Linked DNA regions of Homo sapiens: region 2 is linked to region 1. A link is an interaction called in ENCODE POLR2A ChIA-PET data of the cell type or tissue named here. Cell type or tissue: A673. All regions are shown on one strand. Links, peaks and the distances in the headings refer to the core of each region. The heading gives the core; the rest is flanking DNA.

Region 1 (10,372 bases), core at 2,742-6,741:
TCAAGGCCTTTAAAATAATAGATGTTCAAAAATGTTGAAGGATCCAATGGAGGAACGAAAGAACAACCATCATGTAGCTCTAAAACTCTACAAGTCTTCAGGATATAGGTTGTTTCTTTTAATGCCTGCATTTTCTTTGTATAACGCAACACTTGGCCTCCTACAGTTCTCAATAACAGTAATGTGAATGTTTCGGTGATTGGAATAATTCTACAGCAAAAAGGTATAAAGAAGGGGTAATTACATGGTTTCTGGAGTCAAAGTGCTTGTGTTCAAATCCCAAACCTGCTGTTTGAAGTTATCTTTCGGCAGGTTTCTTCATTTTACTAACCAACAATTTCCTCATCTGTAAGATGGGGATAATAATTGTACATAAATCATTGGTTGTTAAAAGACCTAAACAACGTGGGAGTCCACAGTGGAGTGCCTGGCACATATGAAGCACTCAGTATATATAAGTTATTATCATAATTACTAGTTAGTGCTTGACTATGAAAATGTATTACATAACATACTGGAGCCAAGGCTATTTCGTGGTTTCATAGTATGTCTAAATAAATCAAGGCTATTTTGAGGGAGACAAACAAAAAAAATATATATATCTATATATATCTACATCCTTTTGAGAGGGTGTGGAGTGTTGGGAGATTGTGTGTAGGAGGAGGAAGAACACAGAAAAATTGAAATTAAGAACCCAGAACCTTCCCACCATCTCCAGATAATTTTCCAAAGCCCCTTATCCCTAAGTCTTATAAACATTTTCTGTCTTCACAACCAAGTTCAAGGTGAGAGGCACAAAATAATTCCTTTGCTCAGTCTTTGACCCTGGCTGGACTGTCCCCTCAAAGTTACATCAGTACTTATTTCAACAATTTCAGTCATGCACCACACAACAACATTTTGGTCAATGACAAACCAAATATACAAGGGTGGTCTCATAAGCTTATAATATCATATATTAACTGTACTTTTTCTATGTTTAGTTATGTTTAGATACACAAATATTTAGCATCATATTATAATTACCTATGGGATTTAGTATGGTAACATGCTTACAGTTTTATAGCGTAGGAGGAATAGGCTATATTATATAGCTTAGGTAGTAGTACGCTATATCAACTAGGTTTGTATAAGCACACTATATAATGTTCACACAATAATGAAATTTTCTCATGCATTTCTCAGAATGTATCCCTTTGTTAAGCAACACACGACTGTATTTTCTTAAACTCTTTGTATACATCAGATTCTTCAAAGACTTTACAAAAGAAAATGACCAGAGACACTGGATTATAGTCTGGTAGGACTGTAGATCCCTTTTCCATTCTATAATTACCTGTATATACTAAACGGCATATAGACATAAATAAGGGACATATAAAGGGAACTGTACAAAAATGTTGTAGTGGTGAGTTAGTATGGCTTACATTAGAGGGAAAGAAAAATGTTATGGCCCAGGTCATAAAGTTGATTAGTTGACTAAGTAATTGTATGTCAAAATGGGTAGCAGAGAACCTAAAATACAGTAGACAATCAGTATGTTACTCATCTCCTTCTACTCTATATCTTATAATTGTTGTCAACATTCACAATACACTTGGTTCTTAACACTCAATTCAAAAATTGTTTTCACAACCTTCTTCAAAACCTTCTCTCACTCACTTTAGTTTGTAAGTATGAATTATCTTCTTACTTTACTGATAAACAACACATATTCAACATTGTCTTAGTCCATTTTGTGCTTCTATAACAGAATACCACAGACTGAATCATTTATAATGAACAGAAATTTTTTTCTTGCAGTTCTGGAGGCTGGGAAGTTCAAGATCAAGGTGCAGGCTTCTGGCAAGGACCTTCTTGCTCCATCATAACATGGTAAGAGGCACCACATAATGGAAGGGTAAGGAGAGGACGAGAGAGAGACAAAAGGGGGCCAAACTCATCCTTTTATAAGGAACTCACTCCCTAGATAACAGCATTAATTCATTCATGAGGGCTCTGCTCCTGCCAAAGGTCCTATCTCCCAATGCTGTTACAATGGCTATTAAATTTCAACCTGAGTTTGGGAGGGGAAGAACACTCAAACCACAGCAAACATGTATCTATAGCATATCTTCTGTCTGCCAGGTACCTGGTAGGTACTGTGAAAGACACAAAATGAACCAGACATTGATCTTATTTCCAAGGATTTTAGAGTCTAATTAGTCTAGTGTGGACAGAGGGGTTAAGTATGACACCCTGAATCATTATAATACAGTAAAAAGTCATCTAGAACTTAGAAATTTAGGCAAAATAAAATGGGTGAGAAGGACAGGAGGAAGAAAGAAGGAAAAAGGAAAACTTAGGTATATTTAGTAGCCACTGTACACCGGGCACTGTTCTAGCCACTTAACCATGTTATGTCTATATAGCTATACTTATGTCTCTACATCTATATAAATTGCATCTATATCAGTCATCTATATTTACCTGATAAAATATATATGTATCAGCAAGTAATTATTGTCCCCATTTTACATATGAGGAAGTAGAACATCTGAAAAGTATTCTTAGAAAAGGGGGAAAAATAACATTTGCTAAAATTGTCCCCTTGACTCATCTTTGATTCTCTTTACAAGCCTCCATATCCTTCTTCAGAATAATAAATTTTATTTATTAAATGTCAGGTATCTGCTAAACTCTTTATACATATTACATAATGATAACAAGAACACATCAAAGTAGTTGTGTTTGTTCTCTCTCATTTTATAATTGAGAAAATGAAGACTCAGGGAACTCATAGAAGGGAAGCACTCCAAATTGAGGCATTCTCTGTTAAGTTTTGCTTCTACTTCAACAGCTAAAAATATATACATATACAATACATATATGTGTGTATGTTTATATGTGTATACATGCATATATATTATAATATTATTATCTAATATGTATTAAGCTCTCATAAAGTGTTAAGTATTAATCCAAGGGTTTTTTGTGTATAACAAAATTTTGATTCACTTGAATGGATAAAATTTTATCATGCCCATTACTAAGGTGTGGTCATTATTCTCATTGTACAGATGGGAATACTAGGTTAGAGGAGTTGGAAATTTACTGAAGGTTACTTAGTAGATAAATGGCTGAGCAAGGATGAATTCAGAGCCTCCACTCTGAAGCAGCTGAAAGGAAAGGGCTGGAATTGGGAACTAGACACAATGATGAGGTATATACCTCTTCAGAAGTAGAGGTGGAGAATTGAAAACTTCATGAGAAAATGGCTTTGTTCTATCCTTAATTCTCTCCAAGATCCAGATACAATGTCAGTGCATAGGTTTCAGCTCACAGTTAAATAGCTTTAGTGTCTGCTTTGAAAGAATTCAAATTTCTCTGAGATCCCCATTAATAAGAAGCCAGTAGGATGTCCCAGTCTCCCACCAGCCCAGTTAGCCTAGTCTGACACGTTAAACCTACATTTCTGAGAGTGACAGACAATGTCATTTTGTTTGTTCTTGGGTAAAGCCCTGTCACTTTCTCTGCTTAGAGAGGTCTGCTCAGTGTATTGATGGCCCCAATCAGGAAAATCCACTCTAGTGTGGACAAGGCCAAAACGTTTAGGGAAAATACTTTCTGCCTGGAGATAAGGCTGGTGCCTCAGTTGGTAAGACTGGGGAGTAAGGAGACAGAGAAGCCTTGATACTTGATTCACCTGCCTAGGAACAAGGAGCATGGGATGTGGAACAAGGAAAACTGGGCTGGGATTAAATCTCTGTTCTATATTTTACCAACTGAATCAATTTAGGTTACTTAAAATTTTTGAGCCTCAGTTTTCTGAACTGTAAAATTATCATAACATTGAGCATTATTAAATTAAACAATGTACAGAAAGTGTTTAGCTTATTTACTGGCACACAATAGGTATTAAAATATGGTAAATATAATGATTATTAGAGTCATTATCATTATCATCTTCATCATCAGGCTCCTTATCATTAATAACATAGATTATAAGCCAATATTCTTATATGCCCCTTCAGGATATCAGAATCTACCACCATTGGATAATTTGGTCAAAGACTTGTTGTAAGTCGCAGAAAAGATCCTCTTTCTCCAGTTCAAATATTTGCTCATCTGGAGGCAAAGGAGAGCTTGCTTTAGAGATTAATATGAGATGAAACTTTAAATTTCCCTTGTTGGAACTGGGTATTCTAAATAATGACCTGGAGATTTGAATATTAACACTCCCTAAAGAGGAAGTAGCCAAATGGCATTCTCTATTGCTTTCCACAAATCCAATTAGTGAAAAGCTCAATTTACAATGAATCATAGGAGGAGTGCATGGAAAGAACACTATCTGGGAATAAAGAGAGATATGATCTAGTTGAAATAATACTCATAATTAATTTTTCCACTACTCTCTGCAGTTTAAAACACATTCATAAATATGACCTTTCCAACAACCCTATGGGTGCATGTTATTATTATTTTTCCATAATCCAATCCCTCACTAAATCCTGCTGACGGTACGCCTAATTGTACCTGGATTCCAATCTTTCCGCTCCATAAAAACAAATACAAATCTAGATTAGGGCTCATCACCTCTTCTAAGTCTGTCAATAGCCTCCTCACTGATTTTCCTTTCTCAGTTTCACTTCCTTTACTTCATTTTCTATTCTTATGCCAGAAGGCTTTTTCTAAATTACATACAAGATAATTTTACTCCCTAGAATCAAACTTTTCAAATTCTATGTCTGCAAATTACCATGAGATCCTTCTTTCTCCCACCCTCTCTCTTTTCCTCCCTTCCCTTCTCCTTCCTTCCTTCCTTCCTTCCTCCCTCCCTCCCGTCCTCCCTCTCTTCCTTCTTTCCCTCCCTCCCTCCCTTCCTTCTTTCCTTCCTTCCTCCCTCCTTCCTTCTCTCCCTCCCTCCCTCCTTCTCTCCCTCCCTCCCTTCTTCTCTCCTTCCTTCCTTCCTTCCTTCCTTCCTTCCTTCCTTCCTTCCTTCCTTCCTTCCAGTGGTATTTGTTCGGCAAATTCTGCCCCACAAATTTCATGTTAAAGCACCAGTAAGCACAGCTACTTCAGCAGAGGCAGAGTTTAGCACTTGCTTGCACCCTGCTCCCTGATTCATTGCCCCACTCTAATCTAAGTAGTTTATGGAACACAGTTTGACAAGCAACCGGCCTGTAGAATCAAGTTCAGTTATCTCACCTGGCAAAAGAGTCCAGGTTTAACTCACCAGGCTCCTCAATGAGGAATTAGCTCAAGTTACAAAGGCAGTTCAGAGAAGTGGGCCTCCCAAGGCACAGGGTTGAACTGACACTGGTGGAGGGAGAGTGAGAGGAGTCTAAATGGGGAATGATAAGCACACCCACCTGCCACTCCACTTTTTGATCCAATGGGACCTTTCGAAATTACCTGAAAGAAATATTCATGCTCACACCTTAGGCTTTTTACAAGCTGGAATGTTTTTTCAACCCAATACCACAGATATTACGTCCCTGTGTAACCTCTCTGACTTCCTTTCCTTGCTTTAGGCTGTTTTATCTTGTACATCCTTTTTATATGACTCATGCTTAACTATTTGATACTGCATATCACCAGGTACTGACATCACACTTTTATTTTTTTAATTTTATTTTCATTTTTATTTTTTGAGATGGTTTTGCTCTTGTTGTCCAGGCTGGAGTGCAATGGCGCAATCTTGGCTCACTGCAACCTCTGCCTCCCAGGTTCAAGCAATTCTCCTGCCTCAGCCTCTGGAGTAGCTGGGGTTACAGGCATGCACCACTACACCCAGCTAATTTTGTATTTTTAGTAGAGATGGGGTTTCTCCATGCTGGTCAGGCTGGTCTTGAACTCCTGACCTGAGGCGATCCACCCGCCTTGGCCTCCCGAAGTGCTGGGATTACAGGCGTGAGCCACCGTGCCTGGCCACATTTTTATGTGTTTCTCCCACCAGACTTTAAAAACAGGGAAAATATCCTATTCACATCTTGGTCACAACCACAGTGACTGGCACATAGTAGGTGCTCAATATACATGTGTGGAGCTGGACATAGGCTTCATTTCACAAGTAAACAAATGTACAGATGGTATACAAGCACTGGCTAAGTGGTGTGACTGAGACGATGACCTGTAGGACATGATTATTTGCTTTACAAAAAGATTTGATTAACAAGAACTGAATTAACAAATGACTATTCTCAAGACACAGCTATCACATTGTGAGAGAGACACCATTATCTCACCAATAAAATAGATTAACTAAATTTGGGGCTGCAATCTAATTCTGAAGCCTGCATGGAATGAGATGATGAATATGAGGGGAGGAAGAGAATAGAAGAGAAGAAATATATGGGCAGGATACAGGGCTTTCTGGCAACCATAAATAGTGCCCTCAGTAATCTGAGCTTTTGACCAAGAAAATCAATGAATAACAGCTGACAGCTGATATATGGGCAATCACCATAGAAACAGCACGGCTCCCAGGATAGGTCAAGACTTGACTGTAGCCAAATCAGCATATTATCATATCTCCAGGAAGAACATAGAGCACCAAAGCAGAGGGGTTCCTTTACCATGGGAAGTATAAAGAGAAAGAAAATTGACAGAGCGGTGCAATGCTCCCCACGAAGAGAGACACTGAACCCAGAAAGCATCAACACCCCAGTTGCTAGAAAAGCATTTTCTCTTTGGGGAGAGAAAAGCTTCATCAGAGCTAATCTTAGCTCTCATGAAAAATTCTTCCTGATAATCTTTATTTCTTCTCTTTGTTCCTTTTTCCTTCTTTTTATTCATTTACCTAACTTATAGGTATGAAAATAGTCATTAAAAACGTATACTCTGGAGTCAAATAGCCTCAGGTTCCCATCCCAGTGTTGTCCCTGATTAAAAATGGAACTTGAGTGTGTACCTTGGCAGCTGCTATCTTCCTATATGTCTTAGTTCTTCTTACAGAAGGGCGCTTCTCCTGCCTTCCAACTCCTCCAGTGCTCTCTCTGATGGCTGGAGCCTGTTGTGCCTGCATGCACACAGCAGGCTGGAGGGCTGGGGAATAATGCCCTCGAAACCTATTCTTAGCAGACCTCAGCCAATGACTGATGGAAGGTGGTATATAGATACCCCATCTCCCTTGCTTTTCTGATGGGATAACTCTCATGTAAGTGTTCTGCGCTGGCTGCTGGCGTTTCCCCATGGCATTGAGTTCTAGTTACCCACAGTGGTATCTGACTAGATGAAGCACCCTTTGTTGGCTGTTTTCCTTTTCCTGTCTCACTCCTCTACTCCCCCATGGACGTTTCCTGAGAAATCTCTCAAACTACTTGCACTTGAATCCTATTTTCAGAATTTGTTTCTGAGGTACCCAAACTAAGAAAGTGACTTCATCTTTGCAGTTTTCATTTTCCTTTTTTGAAAATGCTGACCATGGTACATAAATGCAAGTTGTGAAGATTACATAATACATGCAAAGTTCTTAGGCTAGTGCCTGGCACATCTGAATGCTTTAAATATGTTATCTATAATTTGTATTCTTGCTGTTAAGAGCTCAATACATATCAGATATGCCAGGTACCTTGTTAGGTGCTATGGAGAGGATGGTGAACCAGACGCTACCCATCTCTGCCCAAAGGGAACTTACAATCTCATGGACAATAAAAGTTAACTAAAATGCCACATGATAAATGCTACAAAAGAGAGAAATGTGTGGTGCTGTGGGAGTACATAATAGAACTTAACCTGGTATGAGGGCCTCAGATATTATTTAATAGGAAGCTGACATTTAAGGAATGATAGGTGTTGGCCAAAGTGTGTGTGTGTGTGTATGTGTGTGCATATGTGTGCTTACAAGTGTGTGTGTGCGTGCATGTGCACACACATACACATATGTAAGCAAAGGCAGTATTACAGGTGGAGAAAATTTTGTATCAAAAGACCCACAGATATGAGAAACAAAAATAGAGGGAGAGTAAAAAGGAAATAGGGAAGAAAAGAGGGAGAATAACTGTCTCTAATTGCCTTCAAGGAACACAAAAAAAGTGGTCTTTGATTCTATATTCATCAATCACTATGTTAGCTCCCAAGTTTTTTGCTTTTTGTTTTGTTTTGTTTGTTTTTTGGTACAAGGGAACCAGACAGATGTCTCGTGAGCAAACACTGCCCTTTAGTCACTCAAAGAAATATTTGTGCATTTTAGATGAACACATTGATAGGTAGTCTGATTTCATTTGAATTTGTGTATTATGAGTTAGGTTATGATCAGGCAATTCCCTTGAGTTATGTCAACTCCAGGCCATTAACAAGGTGGAGTTTATGGAGCCATAAGGCTAAGAATGCCAACCCATGGCTGGGTTATTACAGGGTGATGCCTCCCATGAGTCTTCTTGGTGAGCTCTTACTTCTGGGGCACTCCTCTCTTGACAACGAGCCTGATTCTACACCAGCAAAAACATCCATCCCTTCCCTTATTCTAGATTCTGGATTCCTCTCTTGTAATGCCAGTAAATGTATAACCTTGGCTATTTAAGCAGCCAAGACCATTGCTGACTGCCTGAGTAATCTTCTTTACTCAAGTCCTGGGCCCTGGAGAAGTTATAAATCAGATGGCTGTGGTGGAGGTGAATTAAATATTAGTTGGTGCAGCTCTTTGAACAGTTAGAAGGGAAAGTGCTCACTAAATGCATGTTATTATTATTGCTTCTGGCTATAGATACTGGGTCATTGGAGACCCCTTACTTTATAAATATTTCTTTTTTTTTTCTTTTAGTGGTTGTAATGAAACTTATCTGCTTGCAGGTATACCCTGGTAGTCTATCTTGGCTTTAATGCTGAGTAACTTCAAGAGACAATGACCACTGGAATTGCCACCACTCAGACATCATCAAGAAGACATATGTTTTATTCTTAATTGAGTGGTATGGATTATTTTTCTTTTCAGTATTACTGGAAAGGGGTACGAGTGGATTTTCCAGAATGGTGTAATAAAAATGAAATTTGATTGATTAATTCAATAGCTACGGCTAAGAAGCATCTTGTGCAGCAGTGGAGAGGAAATGCACAGTGCCCTACAGACAGAAGCTGCATAACTCACATTTGTTTGAGAGAGAGGCTCCTGAGCTAGATTCTGGCTTCTTGGAGAATAGCTCACTCTTGGAAGTATAAGCCAAGTCAAATGGGTTATTTTCCTCATGAGCTTCATCTAGTCAGTTATAACTTTGAGACATTAGAGTATAGAAGGCAAATCATATGATAAAGCTGTTTAACAAGTCACCATTTATTTTTGCCATGGTTCTTTTTTTTTTTCTTTTGAGATGGAGTCTTGCTCTGTCGCCCAGGCTGGAGTGCAGTGGCGCAATCTCAGCTCACTGCAAGCCCCGCCTCCTGGGTCACACCATTCTCCTGCCTCAACCTCCCGAGTAGCTGGGACCACAGGCGCCCGCCACCATGCCCGGCTAATTTTTTTGTATTTTTAGTACAGACGGGGTTTCACCGCGTTAGCCAAGATGGTCTTGATCTCCTGACCTCGTGATCCACCCGCCTCGGCCTCCCAAAGTGCTGGGATTACAGGCGTGAGCCACCGCATCCAGCCAGGCCAGCCATGGTTCTTATGGCAGAAAACACTTAGTACCTGCCTGTGGGTGGGAGTCAGAGGGGTCCTGACCCCACAAAGAGGCCAGTCGAAGGGGTCAGTAGCTGATTCTACATGGCAGGGAATTTCAATTAGGGGTCATAGCACTCATGACATTGTATGAGAAACTCTGTAGGTGCACATGTTTCTCGGGAAAGGGCTATACTATTTCTGCAAGATGTCTATGAATTCCAGTAAGTAAAGAAACACTGTAGTGAAAACTGAACTCATGGACAAGTGGCATTGGAAGGTATGTTATGCTTCTAATACATCTGTGAGTCTAACAACCATTTGGCCAGAGATTTTTTTTTCCCTAGAGATACCCTCTAAAGCTTTGACCAGATTTCTAAAAAATGTGAAAGTGGCTGATTTAAAAGGAAATCTGCATGATCAAATTGAAGATAGTATGGATCCCTACTTATTCTTCAGGTCTCACTGCAAATATAATGTCCTCTTTTCTGATTTCCCACAACACTTTGCATCTATGTAACATGCATATATCTCTTTTAAATGTCTGATATCTGACTAATATTGGAATTTTTTTGAAGCAGAAACTCAGTGTTTTTCAACATTACACTCCTAGACATTAGAGTCAGGTATACTTTTGATAAAAGGGCTCCTCACATGGTGAGAACTGCATCAGCAAGGCTCCAAGGAGGTCAATGCAGGGCTCTGTGTTAGTTATGAGGCTTTCAGTTGTGAACAGCAGCTACATGGCTAGTTTAAGTCAAAGAGGAAAATTTTCTATTTACCGGTGGTGGAGGGGGA
Region 2 (10,372 bases), core at 3,131-7,130, 940 kb after region 1:
CTACCTGAAGAAAATGGCTCTGTTTGCATCATGGATTTCAGAAGATTATTAAATTTCTTGCTGGCTGCATTCATTGGGATCATCTAATGTAGCTTTGAAGAATTGGGTATCAACAACAACAAAGAATAGTCACATTTCCCTTTCGCATTATTTTTCCAACTGGGATAGTTGTCTCAGGGGAAAAATTCAAGACCTAAAATACATGAGAAAAAATAAGATTTCCTGTGATTATGGGCCTCATCCCCTTAAGATATCTATGAAGAAAAGGCATGGCAAATACAGAGATTTTGATCAGATGCGTTCACTAGTGATTACAAAGGCATCTCACTTAGAACAGTTCTTCACCCATTCTACCAGCTTAATAATTATTTGTTGAAGAAAGGGATTAAGGAAGGAACGAAGTGATAAAGAGGACCTCTCTGGACAAACTTCTTTTACATGGAAAGGACACATTGAAGAGCTCCTCCATCTGTCCCACGAGCAAATGTGGCAAAATGTTAACAACTAGCGAATCTAAATAATAAATATACAGGTGTTTATTCTACTATTATTTCAACTTTTTGGAAGATTTGAAATGTTATACAAATAGAGTTGGGGGCAAACAAAATGATTGCATAATTGCTATATTGAGACCACATACTCCCACACCTATTTCTGTTGACCCCATTCCATTTGCTTCCACAGATAACCATTTTAATTAGTGTCCTGTGTATCCTTTCATTTAAAAAGTTTAGGTAGATAGAAGTAAATATGAATATTTATTCTCACATTTTTTTCTTATATAAAAGACATCATACCTGCTATGATTTGAGTGCTTGCCCCTTTCAAATTTCATGTTGATATTTAATTGCCATTGTAACAGTATTAAGAAGTGGGACATTTGAGAGGTGAATAGGTTGTGAAGGCTCCACCCTCATGGGTAGGGTTACTGTTATTACAAAAGGGTAAGTTTGGCCCTTTTTTGCCTCTGCCCTTCTGCCATGTAATGATGTGGCAAGAAGGCCCTCACCAGATGCCTGCACCTTGATCTTGGACTTCCCAGACTCCACAACTGTGAGAAAAAAGGTTTCATTCATTATAAATTATCCAGTCTGTGGTACCCTGATATAGTAGCACAAAATAGACTAAATCAATACTACATACAGCATTTGTTCCTTGCTCCCCTCCTTCCTTCTTCCTCTCCCTCTTTCTCTCATTGTTCCCCTCTTTCTTCCTTTCTCTTAGTTCAACAGTAAATCCTGGAAAATGTTTCATGTCAGTTCAAGGAGAGCTTTCTTATTCTTTTTTATCACAAAATATTTTAGAGTGATTAGACCATTGTATGTTTAACTGATTAGTTTTAAAATGCTGAAATTAACAACTTATATGTACGTTATTTCATGTACATGCAAGTGTGTCACTAAGGTAAATTCACAGAGGTTGGATTATCATGTATACAGGTAAATGCAGTCGTATTTTTAGTAGATATCTACAATTACTCTGCATGCTGTACCATTTTGTGCTCCTACTGGCCATGTTTCCAGAGTACTAGTTTTCCCACAGTCTCATCAATAGATTGTATTGCTCAACTTTTGTGTTTTTGCGACTTTCATAGTTGTGTCATCTCAGTATGGTTTCAACTTTAATTTTTCGGATAATCATTTACGTTTAGCATCATTTTCCATGATTATAAGCCATTTATATATTTTTCTGTACATTATTTATAGTTTTAGATATTTTTCAATTGTCTTTTGTGAATTTCTATAATTTCCTGTTTTTCATCTATAATGAAAATTACCACTTAATCTATACTTTGAGTAATATATCTTTCCCTGGTTTTTATTTGACTTTGACTATGGCATTTTTATCTTATCATTCGTTTATGGATTCCTGATTTTAAAAGACAGAAAAATGTTCCTTACTACAGAATTATATAGGAATTAGCCTTTTTTTTCCTTCTAATATTTATAAGATTTTGTGTTCATATTTAAATTTTTCATTCATTTGGATTTTCCTTGGTTCTCAATATTAGGGATGGATCCAACTTTAGCCGTTTCTAAAAGGCTACCCAATTGTCCAACTGCATTTATTTAAAAGTTCATTTTTCCATTTGACTTGAGATGCTATCTTCACCACATATATTTGTATCTCTTTCTGTACTTAAATTTGTCCATTGATCTGTCTATTTTTGTGCCAATATGCAATTCTTTTGATAAATAAGATTTTATATAATATGTCTTAATATCTAGTAGGGTTAATTCTTTATTGCTTTTTTCTTTCTAGAGTTTTTCTTAATATTATTTTTCATATAAATTTTAGAATAAGTCTGGTTTGGGGGGTCATATAGCAATAGGTAAATTGATTAATAAAGTGATTTGGTGAAGGTTTCACAATACATTTATGAATCAACTTCGGGAGAGTGGTTATGCTTATGTTTAGTCATTATATTTTAAAATGTGACATATCTTTCCATTTGTTTTAAGTCCTTGATCAAGCATTAGTTGCCTCCTCTGAGAATCTATAATTAAATTCAAGATAAAATAATTTTTTCCATTTATTGACCCATTTTTAGCTTACAATTTGTTTTCTACCCTTGTAAGTATTATGTTTGGTAAATTATTTTTTATTAATATCTCCCTTACAGATATTATACGCCATAAGGAAAGGAGTCACAGATTTGGTAATAGAGACTCAATACACGTTTGTTGGAATGATGAAAGCATTATGAGGCATATTTTCTTACTATGTTCACCTAATAATCTTAAAGTTATCAAGTTATTAAGTAGAGCCCATTCACAAGTCCAGATCTTTTGATTTTAAATCCTGTATTTTTCCATATTTTCAATATTTAATAGGGAAGTAACATGCTAAAATGCTATAGTTTTGCAATTTTATATCTTTCTTCCTCTAGGTAAATTAGCATTGTCACAATTAATTCTTGTGACTATGTAAAATCTAATATTAGTTACTATGGTATCAGGGGAAATGCTGTGTTTGGCCATCCGACTTTTTCTCACTAAGTCCAAATCAGACCTTCCTCATGAATATAATTATCATCATTAAAACAATAGATTACATATCAGGCACTGAACCCATGTTCCAACATTATTTCCTTAAACTTATGAACATTTTGATGTAGGTATTATTATATTACTTTTACAGATGAAGAAACTGAGGCTTATAGAATTTAAGCCAGGTGCACTGGCTCATGCCTGTAATCCCAGCACTTTGGGAGGCTGATAAGGATCACTTGAGGCCAAGAGTTGGAGACCAGCCTGGCCAACATGATGAAACCTCATCTCTACTAAAAGTCCAAAAAAAAAAATAGCCAGGTGTGGTGGTGGATGCCTGTAAAGCCAGCTAGTTGGGAGGCTGAGACAGGAGAATTGCTTGAACCCAGGAGGCAGAGGTTGCAGTGAGCCGAGATGGTGCCACTGCACTCCAGCCTGGGCAAGAGAGTGAGACTATGTCTCAAAACAAAAAACAAAAAACATTAAATTAGAATTTAAGCAACTTGCCCAAGGTCCTAGGATTAATCAGGGTCAGGGGTGAAGCAGGAAGCAGGAATCAAATCCAAATGGGCTTGGTATCAAACTCAAGTTTTTTGTGCTGAGCTGCTTTTCACGAAGATGACCACATATTCTGCCTTCATGTAAGGCCAGTTGTGCATTCCAAGGTTATTTTCTTAAAATTTCCAGTTTTCATTAAACAAGGATAGTTTCATCAAAAATTAGCAGGTCAATGTAAAGTGGTGCCGCCTTCTGTTAGTAAAGCATTCAATGTCATTATTTATTTTTAACCAAATGGCCCTTGGAGTTTTTAGTATTTCTTCTCTGTGAAAATGTATTTGCATCTCCTGTGGCTGAAAGAGGGTAATTAGTAATTCATGAATAATTTAGGAAACACTGGCTATAAGTTGTAGATATTTAAATAGTTCCCATAAATTACAGTCAAAACTATAATTTGTTCAATTGAAATTCTGTTAAAAGCTTGCATTTACATAGAATATCCAAATGCCAAATGTTGACATGCATTTTTAAAACCAACATATCAAGGCTATTTCCTTATTTAATTTAAATTAAATTCATATTCCATACCAGAAGCAATAAGGTTTGTTTGCTTTCATCAAGGGGAAAAAAGGCAAAACTATTTATGCACAGTTAGAGGCAAACACATGGAAATAACTGCAAACTTACCAAACATGACAGTAGAAAGAAATATTTAGCAAAAATAAAATGTCTGAATAACATATACAATACAAATATCTATTACAGAAATAAAACGTGTAGTGTCCTTTACAGAATTAACTATTAGAATAAAATTATAAGCAGAAATTGAAAAACTAAAGAGAAAATGTGGGAGTCAGGATAAGTATTAGATCTTACTATGAAATATTACAAGTACTTGAAGCAGAAATTCATAAAACTGATTTTTAAAACTACATCCATAAAAATCATTTCAAATGCCTGAACTAAATTGTAATCCATATTATCGTATTCGATATTATTCATTCATTTATTTGCTTAACAAAAATATATATAACATGTGCCTGTCATTCTTGAACATCCTGTTAGGTAATAAATCAAGCAATGGTCTGCCCTTTATAAGTTCGGTAATGCTTCACTTCCTCCCTCCCTCCCTTCCTTCCTTCCTTTCTTCCTTCCTGTTTTTCTTCCTGTCTTTTCTTGGCTTTTATATTTCATTAAATAATTCCTTTATTTATTCAAAAATTATTTACTGATTACCTACCTGCTACATTCTAGGCTATGTTCTTGGCTTTGAGGATAGAGCAGCTACCAGAGAAAAGTTTCTGCTTTCATTGACCTTTAGTGTCTACTGGAATACAGAAGTCATTAAAGCATGTCATGACTTACATGAGTATGCCTAGAATAAACAATGCAATGTTAAGTCACGGAAACTTGTCCTTATAATAAAATATTAAACTCATAGCTTTCTTTCAAAAATGATTTTGAGAATAATTTTCAATAAAACGACTGAAATAAACTGAAATTAGGTGGTTAAAATATGACAGTAAAGGTTCCTTTCTTAATTTATTCAACAAATCCCTGTTGAAAAGGTGCAAAGGTGGATCAAATATAGTTCTTGCTTTCAAGGGTCTTGTAAGGAGAGTGAAGTGAATTAGCAATTGTAGTATAGTGTGATTAGTGAAATGATTGAAAAAAACAGATACACATGGAACTATGGAGACACAGAAGGGAGTTAGATCATTGGTAAGATAGAGCAGGATAAGTAAAGTCCTCCTGTATACAGATGTTCAGCTGGAACTTTAAAGGATAATTTGATAACAAGATTAAGTGTGGAGAGTAGAGAGAAAAGAGTCCAGAAACAGGAAGCAGCACAAAGGTGAAGCTGGTCTTGAGGGCATCAGGTCAAAGCATCAGAAGACTGCTGTGTGCCACACAAGTCCCCTGCTCATGTGAGTTGGTACGATTATAATTACTGTGGCACAGCACTACCTACTCTCCCATATACAGATTTAATACTGTGACTTTATTGTAACTATATGTGCAAACTGTGAATTATTATTCACATTCCATTAATTATTATATTATAAGGCAGAACACATACTATAAACCATAAAACCTGTTGGAAAAAATTCCTTTTCAATTTCAAAATATTTCTTATATGTGCATTATTAGGAATACTTAAATGCTCATCACTGGTTTTCTTTCAAAAAGTAATTTCTTATTTTAGTGGCTCCAGATAGGCTCTATTCAGTTTGACACATATTTTAACTGTTAAATGTTATTTTTCTATTAAAATTCATAAAGTCAAGGAAGACTTCAATTCAATGCAAGCTAAATGTCTTACCTCCCACCTGTCATCTGCGCAAAGCATATAATTTCCCTAAAATTATGCAAAAATTCGCTAATTAAGATTTAATTTGCTAATCCTTGCTCAGTTAAACTAGTGGCATATGCAAATTGCCTGCTGAGCCCTTTTAAATTTTTGAAACAAACGATAAACAAAATTTCTTTTCAGTTTAAAAACATGTAAAGAATCTGGTGATTGACACAACATAGTGGTAGATAGTTGGATAAATACTTGCTATAGTTTATTAGAAGCAAATTTGTCAGAGTCATAAAAAGCTGATGAAATACATCCATAGGTATGTTAATTACAATGTTTCCAGGATGATAAAGGAATTAGGACAAGAGAAAATTAATAGTGGACCTCTTAAAGGGGAATATATTCTGATTCTTATTTATAAAATCGTAAGAATTTCTATAGGTTTTCTAAAACGTTGACTCATTGCTTTTTGTGTAAAACAAAATCCTATTCAATGAAAAACAGAAGACTATCTACCTTTAACAAAGGTCCAACTTTTCAGGGGTCTTACTTAAATATTCACACAATTCCTTAAGTCAATATGGCTTGTGAATGTTTTCTGGACCCAAATTATTCTAGTTGTTTTACTGAATTACTCAGTGTTAAAGCAGCTGTGTTGGTATTGTGTAGAAGTGGATTAACCAAGGGAAAGATATATTTTGTGTGCATGCGTGTGGTGGGGGAGATAAAGATGTCTCATATATGAGTTCCTATAAATATAATGATTGATTTTTTAAAATACTGTAATTAAACACACAGGACAACTTAAAGGGAACTGAATCTTAATTTTTGTTAAGATTCAACTGTTGACACACACAAGATACAATATTAATTTAAATAGTTGAATATCGTACTCTGAAGATCCCAAAAATGATATGAAAAGTTCTCATTTGTTTAGCATGTAAGATAGAACAAACTCTATTAGGCCTTTTACAAATGTTATTTAGAAACAATTTTGGAGCTCTAGTCTCCAGAACTATAAATCTGTGTTGCTTTTTAACCAATTAAGACTGTAGCAATTTGTTACAGTAGCAGTAGATAAGTCATACAGCTACTTATTATTATCAGTACCGCTACTATTTTTAAAGAACAGAGTTATTTTACAACTGAAATGGGTAAACTATGCTTATCTCCTGAAATGTCTGGATGTGTGGTTTTGACAATTGGTCAAATAAAGGGCAGTGTAATTGATCATGTTCTTGTTAAAATCAGAAATTCCACAAGGATGGGGTAGGGTCAGTTTGTTTACTGATGGCTTCATATGGTACAACAGATAAGATAGCCTGGCTGGTCTCTGTGACAACAGGAGGGAAAACTCACTAGAAATTTCTACTTTGAGTTCTTTTGAAGCCAAGATTTCACAGCACAGTTCTTGGTGGTTCACTCTGTAGACAAAAGGTTTCCATGTATACATAAGGACCCCAGAAAGCTTAAGCTTTTAAGAATGTTTCTCTACCAATGATACCTGATTGCACTATCTATTGCCATACATATCCTTTGCCTTTAAATAAAAGCCTTACGTGTGTATATTTGGTGGAATCTTGCAAGTTCCTTCAAATATCCAAATATGATAATTTTTTATCTTATGATAATATCCTGTGAATGTTCTAACTTTCTAAATTTGGTTGTAGACATTGCCCCAGCGATACCATCACCTCTCGTTACAGGAGTTCTTAGATACTTTAAGGAACTTTGCTATTCAACATCCTATTTCTTACACTAGGATATCACTTGTCACAATTTTATTTCTTAAATTTTTACATCCCCCAAAAGATTTATCTGAATGCACTATATACTGAATATTGTGTTCAGCAAACTGCAAGAGTATTGATTGAATTAATCCTGTAAACACACACACACACACACACACACACACACACACAGCACACAAAAATATATATAATCTCACAAAATACCATTTTTAACATTATTTGCATCATTGGCTTATATTTCATAAGCATACTTTCTTTTAAATGCTCATTAGAATTCTTCAGAGGATCCTCAAAACAATTGCCAATGTGGCAGATTAGCAAACATGCGAAGAGCCCACTTGCTATGAATTGCATTTCATGTTATAGCTGCAGAGGGTAATCAACCAGAAATTAATCCCTCTCATGTTGTGATCCATATAACTGTGAAGTGAAATGTGATCTTGACATTGGGAATTAGAGTTGCTTACAATCAGGCAGGAGTAATGCTATTCAAGTGACACCATTTTGTGAGGTTTCAATTAGTTCACACAATAGGGGGCTTCATGATGACAGGAGCATGAGTCAAACCAACATCAAGGGGTTATCAAAGCAGAATTGCTTCAAGGAATCAATCAACTCCTCTCTCTTTGCTCATCATTGAGTTTAGATGTTGCTCTCCAGAGTTGATTAATATGGAGTCTTGTGAATGTTTGGGTCTCAGATGTTGAAGTCTGGTGATCTTTCATTTTTTATGCTTCCTCCTGTAACATAGGCATCTCTTATTAAACTATAATGATCAAGGCATAAAGAATCCCTGCAGGATTAATGATCAGAGGAAGGAGTTGAGTGCACAAGAAGTTCCCAGTTATTAGTCCTCATTGACTAACCATTAATTCTTGAAAAATATACCCAAAGTCTTATTGCTTTCTGAATTAAATAGATGCTAAAACCAAAACTAAACTAAAAATCATCTCACATTCATTTTAAAAATTCACATATATTAAATGATCGGCATATTTGGTTATAATATAGATATTAAATAGACTATGCCAATTATATTAATCCATTTATTAATTCACATGACATAAATGTAACCAGGTATTTGCCATATGTCAAGCATTGTGTTAAATGATACTAACACAACATAGATAATAATTCTAGCATTTACAAAGATTTTATATATGCTAAGTCTCAAGACTATGATGTAAGTAGAGATTTAGACTTCTACCAAGAATTTGAATTGTCATTTCAGTGAGTTTACATCCTTCTTTAAAAACAAATGTTGGCTCATGCCTGTAATCCCAGCACTTTGGGAGGCCGAGGCGGGCAGATCACTAGGTCGGGAAATCTCTACTAAAAAATACAAAAAACTAGCCCAACCGTGGTGGCAGGCACCTGTAATCCCAGCTATTCAGGAAGCTGAGGCAGAAGAACTGCTTGAACCCGGGAGGCAGAGGGTGCAGTGAACTGAGATTGCCCCATTGCACTCCAGCCTGGGCAACAAGAATGAAACTCCGTCTCAAAAAACAAAAACAAAAACATATATAACGGAGTAATTAATTTAGTTGTGATTTTTAGTAGAAATATTGCTAAGCTTGTATTTAAGAGAACTTGAGATTCTTCATATTTGTGAATTTAACTCAGTATATTTAAGTACTTCCAAAGTTTTTTTTGGTTAAGTTGAAAAATTAAAGTACTTAAAAATGAAAATCAAGTACATTAAATTTAGAAATTCAATGTAAAATAATTGAAGGATCTTGAAAAACTTTGTTACTGACTAATATTATCAAAGACAATTTAGAAATAACTTTCAAAATATGCCATATTATAAATTTCTTAAATGTTAGCAAAATGAATTTAAAACATCATGAGAGCTAGATTTCTAATTGTAATACTGATAGTAATTAATAATTTAAAAAATACACCTCTGAATGACCATCTTTCCTAGGCTCCCAAAAGTTCTGTTGAGAATATTTAACAGCTTGTATTAACAATATAATATGGGTACTAATAACAAATCTGAAATAAAATATACCAAGTGTTTACAGTTTAGTCTTGACTTAATGGCTTTATATATTTTTGTACTTTCTCAATGTTCTACAGTCAATATATATAATTTTTATGTGAAAAATATCAAAGATTAGTCTTTTTATGAGATTAGACTGTGATTTACCTATTTCTCCTAGAAGTAGGTATAGCACCTAACCTTTAAAAAACGTAAAGACAGAAACTATTTTATATTTTGGAATTAAATTGTATCAAGTATTTTGCTGGTTCAAATAATATTCTACAATTGAATATTTGTTGAACAATCAGAACAAAATGTGTTTTGATTTAAATACACACAATTTGTAATGATATAAGACCATTTGGTCACACTTGCTGGCCTTTTCAATAAATATGTAATTGAAAAAAAAATCTTTGTTCACAAGAGGTAGGCCCTGGGCTGGATTAAGAAAACCTAATTGTAAGTTACCAATTCTGGAATCATGTAAGCATTTGGCCAAATGTAAGTCTGGACAAATGATGGAGCTCTGCTTCCCCATGAGCAAAATGGAATAACATCACAGGATTATTATAAATGCTTAAAGTCAAATATAAGTACAGTAATTAAACTATAAAATGCTACACAAATTGAAGGGTTGTTTTTTCTCCTTTAGATTCTTCATAGAAATGTCATAGTGTAGAAAATACGCTCTTTTATTTTCATGAAACTTAAAATTTAGATAGAGAAGCAAAGGATGCATTAAGAAAATAAAGAATAAAAAGTGGGAATGAATGGATAGTAGAAACAGGCAAAGAAGAAAAAAAACGTTAAGTTGACTTTCGGGAAAAGAAAGATAATTCTTTTG

Evidence for each region. ChIA-PET counts read pairs that join two places held together with the same protein. Peaks named below come from ENCODE experiments on the same cell type or tissue, not always from the same donor. Only the 100,000 strongest peaks of a DNase experiment are listed, where the experiment ranks them.
Region 2: POLR2A ChIA-PET joins it to region 1 with 7 read pairs; 2 of 35 experiments call an interaction of 5 or more read pairs at or near these places.

The regions. Positions count from the first base shown.
Region 1 is chr11:80,078,374-80,088,745 of GRCh38, forward strand. No RefSeq gene overlaps it. Among named protein-coding and RNA genes, the nearest start is that of TENM4, 640 kb to the left of the region's middle. In A673, for the core only: no CTCF peak of the experiment used is centred there; DNase peaks (open chromatin) are centred at 4,248 and 4,978.
Region 2 is chr11:81,018,174-81,028,545 of GRCh38, forward strand. No RefSeq gene overlaps it. Among named protein-coding and RNA genes, the nearest start is that of LINC02720, 260 kb to the left of the region's middle. In A673, for the core only: no CTCF peak of the experiment used is centred there; DNase peaks (open chromatin) are centred at 3,978, 4,658 and 5,238; H3K4me3 peaks cover 884 bases; H3K27ac peaks cover 3,875 bases.